Regions from separate parts of the Mus musculus genome. Here all the other regions are linked to region 3. A link is a loop called in an ENCODE intact Hi-C map of the cell type or tissue named here. Cell type or tissue: heart. All regions are shown on one strand.

What was found. A loop is a pair of places that touch in the nucleus more often than their neighbours do. Peaks named below come from ENCODE experiments on the same cell type or tissue, not always from the same donor. Only the 100,000 strongest peaks of a DNase experiment are listed, where the experiment ranks them.
Region 1: a loop joins it to region 3, with 2.3 times the contacts of the local background. A loop is called at or near these places in 3 of 42 quality-filtered maps.
Region 2: it touches region 3 in a loop (25-fold over the local background); 16 of 42 quality-filtered maps call a loop at or near these places.

The regions. Positions count from the first base shown.
Region 1 is chr8:18,464,010-18,466,509 of GRCm38, forward strand. No RefSeq gene overlaps it. Among named protein-coding and RNA genes, the nearest start is that of Gm24469, 47 kb to the right of the region's middle. In heart, no CTCF peak of the experiment used is centred here; no DNase peak of the experiment used is centred here.
Region 2 is chr8:17,572,817-17,575,316 of GRCm38, forward strand. It overlaps Gm39137 (a long non-coding RNA gene), which reads left to right. Exons shown (of 3, transcript XR_870169.1): 3 at 1,343-1,599. Among named protein-coding and RNA genes, the nearest start is that of Gm39137, 12 kb to the left of the region's middle. In heart, a CTCF peak has its summit at 1,440 (motif pointing right); no DNase peak of the experiment used is centred here.
Region 3 is chr8:18,563,404-18,565,903 of GRCm38, forward strand. No RefSeq gene overlaps it. Among named protein-coding and RNA genes, the nearest start is that of Gm35740, 19 kb to the left of the region's middle. In heart, no CTCF peak of the experiment used is centred here; a DNase peak (open chromatin) is centred at 1,418; H3K27me3 peaks cover 779 bases.

The DNA.
Region 1 (2,500 bases), 99 kb before region 3:
CGGTACATTTTAACTCTTTACAATAGTTTAGTCACCTAAAAAATTAGACTCCTTATATTAATGGGACATTTTAATAATCCACACTACTAATAATCAGTACCAAGTATCAGCATGGTAAAAGAATGAATTGATGTGATTATACTCATCCCATCACAGCTCAGCATAAGCTATATTTTGAATTTATTTCCCCCTGCTTCTAAAGTAAATATCTCTGCTGACATACATGTATGCAGGAATATCTCTTTTAAACCACACACACACACACACACACACACACACACACACAATCGCTTGTCACTATGATCCCACTGATCAAAAGAACAGGAAAGAATTCCAACTTTGGGGGACCACATCCCACCATAGAAGCAAAAGGCTTTGTTGTTACTGAAATGAATGCTAAGAGCAGAAAGGCCTTTGAGAAAGTAATGCACTGGTCCCTTGTGAGGCTATCAGAAAGGGGCTGTCCACACGTATTGCTTTAAGAGCTTCATAAACTGTAGATGCAGGTGACTGCTGAGTGTTCTTTTAAAGTTTGGCAGTTATACTTACCAGGAGCATTAATGGTAAGAGAATATGGAGGAACAGTTGGGCCTATGCATGGGAGGCTGAGAAGGGATTGTGTCTTACATAAGGGGGAAAGAGCTTCCCTGTGACTTCTAAGAATACATCTTTAAACAGCTGTGCTATCAGCCCCCAGTCAAAGGATGGGGCCACCCTCTCAGCTCTAAGGTGTTAACCCAAAAATCTTCCTGTCCAAAGGAAAGACAGGGACAAAAAATGGAGCAGCGACTGAAGGAAAGATCATCTCAGGACCACCCCACCTGGAATCCATCCTGTGTGCAGACACTAAGCCTCAACACTGTTGCCAAGCGGTGCTTGCTAACAGGAGCCTGGTATGACTGTTCCTGGGAGATTCTACCAGCAATGCAGATGCGGATGCTTGCAGCCAACCATCAGACTGGGTTTGGGGACCCCAGTGAGGGAGCTGGCAGAAAAACTGGAGAAGCAGAGGGGGACTGCAATCCCATAGGAAGAACAATGTTGACTGGGCAGACCACCCAGTGTTCCCAGGGACTAGACCAACAAAGGAGTGTACAGGGAAGGATCCATGGCTCCAAATATATATGTAGCAGAGGATGGACTTGTCTGACATCACTGGGAGGGGAGGCCCTTGGTCCTGTGAAGGTTTGATGCCCCAGTGTAGGGGGATGCTGGAGCGGTGGGGCAGGAGTGGGTGAATAGAGGGAGGATCACCCTCATCGAGGTGAATGGGAGGGGGGAGAGGGCAGGAGGATCACCCTCATCGAGGCGAATGGGAGGGGGGAGAGGGCAGGTGGGATGGGGTTGTGGAGGGGTAACTGGGAAGTGGATGAGATGTAAATGGCAGGAGTGATTTTTTTAAGTTATGCTAAATAGCAGGCTGTGAAACTTCAGCATTTTCAGAAAGTGAATTCAAAGTTCAATGTTTTCTATGAAACCTCAATAAAGGACAGTTATGGGGTTGAAGAACAAGGATTGAGCCTGCTTACCAGGGTTCCGAGAGCCTGATTCTCCTGGTGTCCTCTACTCTCACTGGCTCTCCCACCTTTCCACTTCCTCCTCCTCTTGGGATTCTCTGAGCTCTGAGAGGAGGGATTTGATGGAGACCTCCAATTTATTCTCCCTCTCCCTCTCCCTCTCCCTCTCCCTCTCCCTCTCCCTCTCCCTCTCCCTCTCCCTCTCCCTCTCCCTCTCCCTCTCCCTCTCCTTCTCCCTCTCTGAGAAACCACCACATTGATTTCCATAGTGGCTGTACAAATCTGTACCCCCCACCACAATGGAGGAGTGTTCCCCTCGTTCTTTACCTTCTCCAACCCGAGCTGTCACTAAACTAGGTGCATTTGAGTTCACAGAGACTGAAACAGCAAGCACGGGGCCTACATGGGTCTGCATACTCTAACTATTAGCTTAGTACTTTTATGGGACTTCTAACTGTAAGAACAAGTGGGTCTCTGACTCCTGAGCCTGCTCTTGGGACCTTTTTTCTCCTGTTGGGATACTGTGTCCAACTTCGATATGATAGTTTTTACTTCATATTATGTTTTATTTAGTCATGTTTGGTTGTTATCTCTTAGAAGCCTGTTCTTTATATTGAGAGACAGAAATGGGGTGGAACTGGAGAGGTGGAGAGGTACGAAGGAACTGGGAGGAATGAGAAAGAGGGGGAAATTATAATAAGGATGCAGTATAAAAGGAAAAACCTATTTTCAATAAAGAAAAAAATAATAAGGATTGAGGAGGTGTTAGACAGAGGATTCAACTCAAATTACACTCTCCCATTTAGCCCCTCAGCCCCTGTCCATGTGAAGATGTGTTTTTTCATATAGAGTCCAAGGACTGAAGGACTTCAAAGTAAAGTACCAGCATGAACAACAACACTACCACCACCACCACCACCACCATCATCACTCTCTACCTGTCAGCAGATTCTGACAGAAACATTCACACATCCCTATAAGAA
Region 2 (2,500 bases), 990 kb before region 3:
CCAACCAGCCCTGTAGCTTAGAGGAGTAAGGGGGTCTGATTTCAGATTAATATGGCAAAACCAGAAACATGCACAACTTACTAAAAACAAAAGAACTGTTCATGAGCTTCAACTTAGAAAGTTTTAGTTCAGAGAGAGTAAGCTTTGAGATATGATCTCCTGTGTGTATGTATGCATATAACTGTATGTAATATACACTATATATGTATAATCCCAATACAGTGTGTATAATCCCTGCTGTGTGTATAATACATTCTATATATATGATTCATACTGTATGCATGTGTGTATTATCTCTATGGTGCTAATGTGTGTATTTCTGTATATTTGTTTGTGCACATACACACATGTTTGTGTTTGTAGGTGTATGTGATTGTGTGTGTTGCTGTTTTGGCGCTACTCACTGAACTCTTGCTGACACTATTCAGTGGTGATTCATCTCAACCTCACGTAGAACGAAGTCACGTTCATTCCGTACTCTTGCTCTACCAGGTGAGGGCTGTTTGCTGTTGGGGGTTTAGGGACATGAACACAATGTAAGTTTCAATTCCACAAAGTTCATCATAGAAACAATGTATACGCCCCCAGCCCAGAGTGAACAGGAGGCACAGACCCCACCTGAATCTTGGGGCCTGGGGGCTTCTTTTCTTTCCCTCTGGTCTTGCTTCTATCTCTAACTGGCTGTACCAACCCCCCTCAAGGGAGAGATATCCTTCACCTTCGCCAGAAGCCAGATTTCTCTCCTCTGATCCCAGATGTGAACCAGGGTGGAGACAGTGCAGCCAGTGCCCTGGGTCTTTATCCAAGACCTTACCCAAGTCTTCCTGAATTGGAGGCTATCCCCTACTTTCTGCTGGCACCTTTAGTGAGGGCCTCATTCCCGTCTCTATCCCCAAAGATACACAGGAACGATTCTGCTTTAACTTTCTAATGGCAGGGCAGAGTGAGACGTCCAAATGTCATTTCGGAAAGAAAACAGATATTTACAGAAGCACAGAGAGAAAGGACTCATGTCTATTTGTCTGGATCTTGGTTAGAAAATTAAGATTCAAAATTTAAATTTTATTGGGTATATTTGGTTTACACCTTTAATGTGCTCTTGCTTTTGGTATATCTTGAAGAAAACACCAGACACCATGTCATTACACTTCTCACCACATGAACACATCTCTAAACACAGAGCAGGCAAAATGTAACTGCTAATAACATGTTTTACCTATTCCGTGGTCACTATTTTGACACTTCTGATTTCACACTCTACTTAAACATTAAATCGACTCAAAATCTATGAAAACCAATCACAACGTCGACCTATTATTTTTGTTGTTGTTGTTTTTTAAAGGAACGAAATCCTAACTGTGCAAGATGTTACCTGAAATCTAGCTATGTACAAACAGGCTAGAGCCTTCAAGAGCTCAGGCTGCAATATAAATGGCTGCCAGGAGGGGGCGCAGAGCACCGAACTGCTTCCGGCCTCAAGGCCTCTTTGGAGTCTGGAAACTTGGAAGGAGATAAAACACCTTTCCAGGTAGAGAAGGTGGAAGGCTGCGATGCATTTGGTTGGTTTTGGTTCAAACAATACGGCAAGCACACAGAAATGTTTAGAAATATAAAAAGCCGATGCTTGGGTGTTCTGAGTTTGCTGCACCGGATGCAAGACCAGAGAGATGAGAATGAAGAAATTGAAAAACAGTTTCCAACATTGTTACATATTCTATGCGGCTGTGTTTGCTGCAGTTATGTACTCAAGTTACCGTGTTAGCCTTTGTCTCGAGCCCCATATTACATCCTGTACATTTCCTGGACACAGAGAAAGTCATTAGCAACTGTAAAGGGTGTGTGTGGGCTAGGTGCCTCGGCTATACCAATATAATCCTGAAAACCGAGAATAGGTGTGAAGAAGCACCATCGCAGAGAACTAAAACAATCAAACTCACCCTTAACAGCATGGATAATCTCTGCTCTCCAGTCAGGGAGGAGATGTGTTTCCGGTTTGTTACTGACATGCTCCGACTGGGCTTGCAGAATTCTTAATGCCAAATGTATCGCTTGTGGAAAAAGTTGGAAACGTGTTTTTGTTTGTTTTCTTGTTGTTTTGTTTTGTTTTGTTTGAAGCAAAGTCGCATTTTCGTGGGAGGGAATAGGTTTAGAAACAACCTTCCAAGAACAGCACATTACAGTCTATAGCTGTAGTTTGGATGCAAATGGTTCACTGACTGGGGAGTAAGACGAAGCCTGCGTCCCCACTGCCAGTGCGGCAAGAGTTTAAAAACAATTCCAATGGATATAGCAAGACCCCTTGAAAGTTACCCTGTTGAGTTTAGCAGGGTGCAGAGTTTAAGTTCCAGCTGGAGAATTTACCGAAATCAGCACACATTTAGAAATTAGAATGTTCATACTGCAAGCAGACCTAGCGATCAGATGCGTGTCGCTGTCTGGTGCATTCTGGAAAGTAAAACCTGCACTAGGATTATTAAACATTTCAAAATAATAATTAAAA
Region 3 (2,500 bases):
TAAGCACTTTAAACACTAGGCCGTTTCCCCAGAGCAAAAATAACAAGACTTTTTTTAGTATGACAGCTAGGTACACACTGTGAAGCAAGAGCTAGACCTCTTCAGAAGGCATGGTGACTTCTGGTGGTCTGTCAGGAGCGTCTAATGATCACTGAGGCAGTAACACTGCATGGTAGTACACCATATGCTCAGAACTATGCCGAGTCCCATAGCTCATTTCCTCCAGAGAAAGACACTATCCTTCCCTCACGGGTTGGAACACTAAACGCTAGAGATTAAGCACCAGGAAAATTGCTCTCGGTCTTACATTAAAGCTGCTGTCTTCATGAGAATCAACTTGTTACAAGTGCTCTCTCTCTCTGCTTAAGATGATTTTAAATGTCATTAACAATAAACTGTAACACTGCACGAGGGAAAAAAAAATTCCTCCTATCTAAAACACACTTGCCACCTATAAGCAATTCTTGAAAGAGACCGTTTAAGCCTCATTAGAGAAAGATATATTTAATATATTACTTTAGTACATTAAAAGGGAAAAATAAAAGCAAAAGAGTTTTAAGCCTTCTTCAATGTATTTTTCTTTTCTCAGAGATATTAATGGTAATATATTCTTTTCCACCTAACTCTGTCATCTGCCTTGTTTAAAGAGCTGGGGAGACAACCTTTCCTAAAAGAATTCATGATCCAATTAAGAGCTATTGTTGCTAGGAACGTAAATCCAGTCGTGTAGTTAGGAAAGGCTCATCTGCTTCTGATCCCGGCTCTGAATGTTGGTAAATACACCTTGGGTTTTGTTTGTTTCTTGTTTCTTTGTTTCTTTGCTTGCTTGCTTGCTTGCTTGCTTGCTTGCTTGCTTGCTTGCTTTCACCCTCCTCATAAAACCCAAGAGGCTAGACCTGGATCTTTATTCCAGGGAATTGTACCATGGCTCTTGCCTGCTAAGAAAGCAGCCTCAGCAAGGCTGCTACCTGCCCCGTGGCGGTAGTAAGACAGCAGCGTTCAAAATTAAACGGACGCTTACAGAACTCGTGAAAGTATATGCATGAGCTTCCACAAAACCCAGAACTCAACGCGAAGCTGTGGGGAATCGGAACGACCAAAATAAAGTCGAGGCATGAGAGCAAACAGGCTAAGGCAAGTATCCTGGGGTTTCCTAGCTCTGGGGTAGCATCCACGCTGCCTTTCTAAAATGCTGCATGGAAAGAGTAATGCCAAGGTACTATCCTTCTGACCGTCTGCATTTTCTAACTTCGTGATTCGGTGTTTTCTTGCCCCGCTCAGGCTCACTTAATGCCTGGTCCAGTTTGTGTTCTCATACTTCTATGCTACAGTTCTGTGTCACAGGCACCTGCAGACACTGGCTGCAGCGCAGCTTCCCCTTGCACTCCCGTGCGGTTGGCACATGGCTTTGGCTTTGCCATTTCCAAAGCATAGCAGCGCCACCTAGTGGCCAGGTTCAGAACTGCCGACTCGTCCTGGTCTTCGTAAGGGCTCTAGTCATGCACACATCTTGTGTGCACACAGACCGTCCCTTATGTTGGGTTTCTGTGAAGAAGATAATAAATATATAGTTAAACCGTAAATACATAATCGCTAAATATATAGACAAAATATATACTCAAAACCGCAAATTTCTCATTAATAATAGTTAAATGTCTTGTACAATTTCACACGGACTTTTCTAAACTTTTGCAATATCTGGGGGCTGATGCAAGACCAGGCACGTTTTACCTAAAGACGATGTATTTCAGGGATAAATTAATTTTTTGGAATTATACCGGGGGATGTGCATACTGATCTATGACTCACCTGCCCTAATTGAATTATTTTACAAATTAATAGGAGATAGTTCCGGGATTAATTGCCCCTCTATTACTTATCTCTTAATGAATTTTTAGAAAATGTTAACTGTATAGACTTTACGAAGAAAACGTTTTTCCATTAATCCTTTCTCGAGCTAGATGTTTCCTGGTATCCTACCAAGTTACATGGATGGGATAATTTTTAAAACATGACAGATGTTGAGGGACTCTTTGTAAAGCTAATCCACTTGTCACTGAGATTCTTTTTACTTAAGTCTTCAGCCTCCTGGTTCCTTTAGGCTATAAATTACATCTTTAAGTTATTTCCCTGTCTCGGTTCTACAGAGGACACCAGTGGCGGTACCAACAGTCTCATTTAAATTCTGCTTGCTCCGAGTCTCCCCTGTTATTATTGCCCCGTTTCTAGACTGTCAAGGGAGCTTGTAGGCATACTCGTCTTGCGCCAGCACGAGACTCTAATCACTTCTGTGTGTTCCCAACAGCTTGGTGGCCTGAAAGTCACCAGGCTGGGTGATCAATATTGAGAACACGTAGTCAAGGACTGAGGGTGTAGCTGTTAGTGTCTGGGTTTGCTTAGCATGAATGAAGACCCTGGTTCTATCCCAAGCACCTCATAAAACAGGCATTATGACACACAGCCGTAATCTCAGCCTTCAGGAGGTAGAGGATCTGGAGTT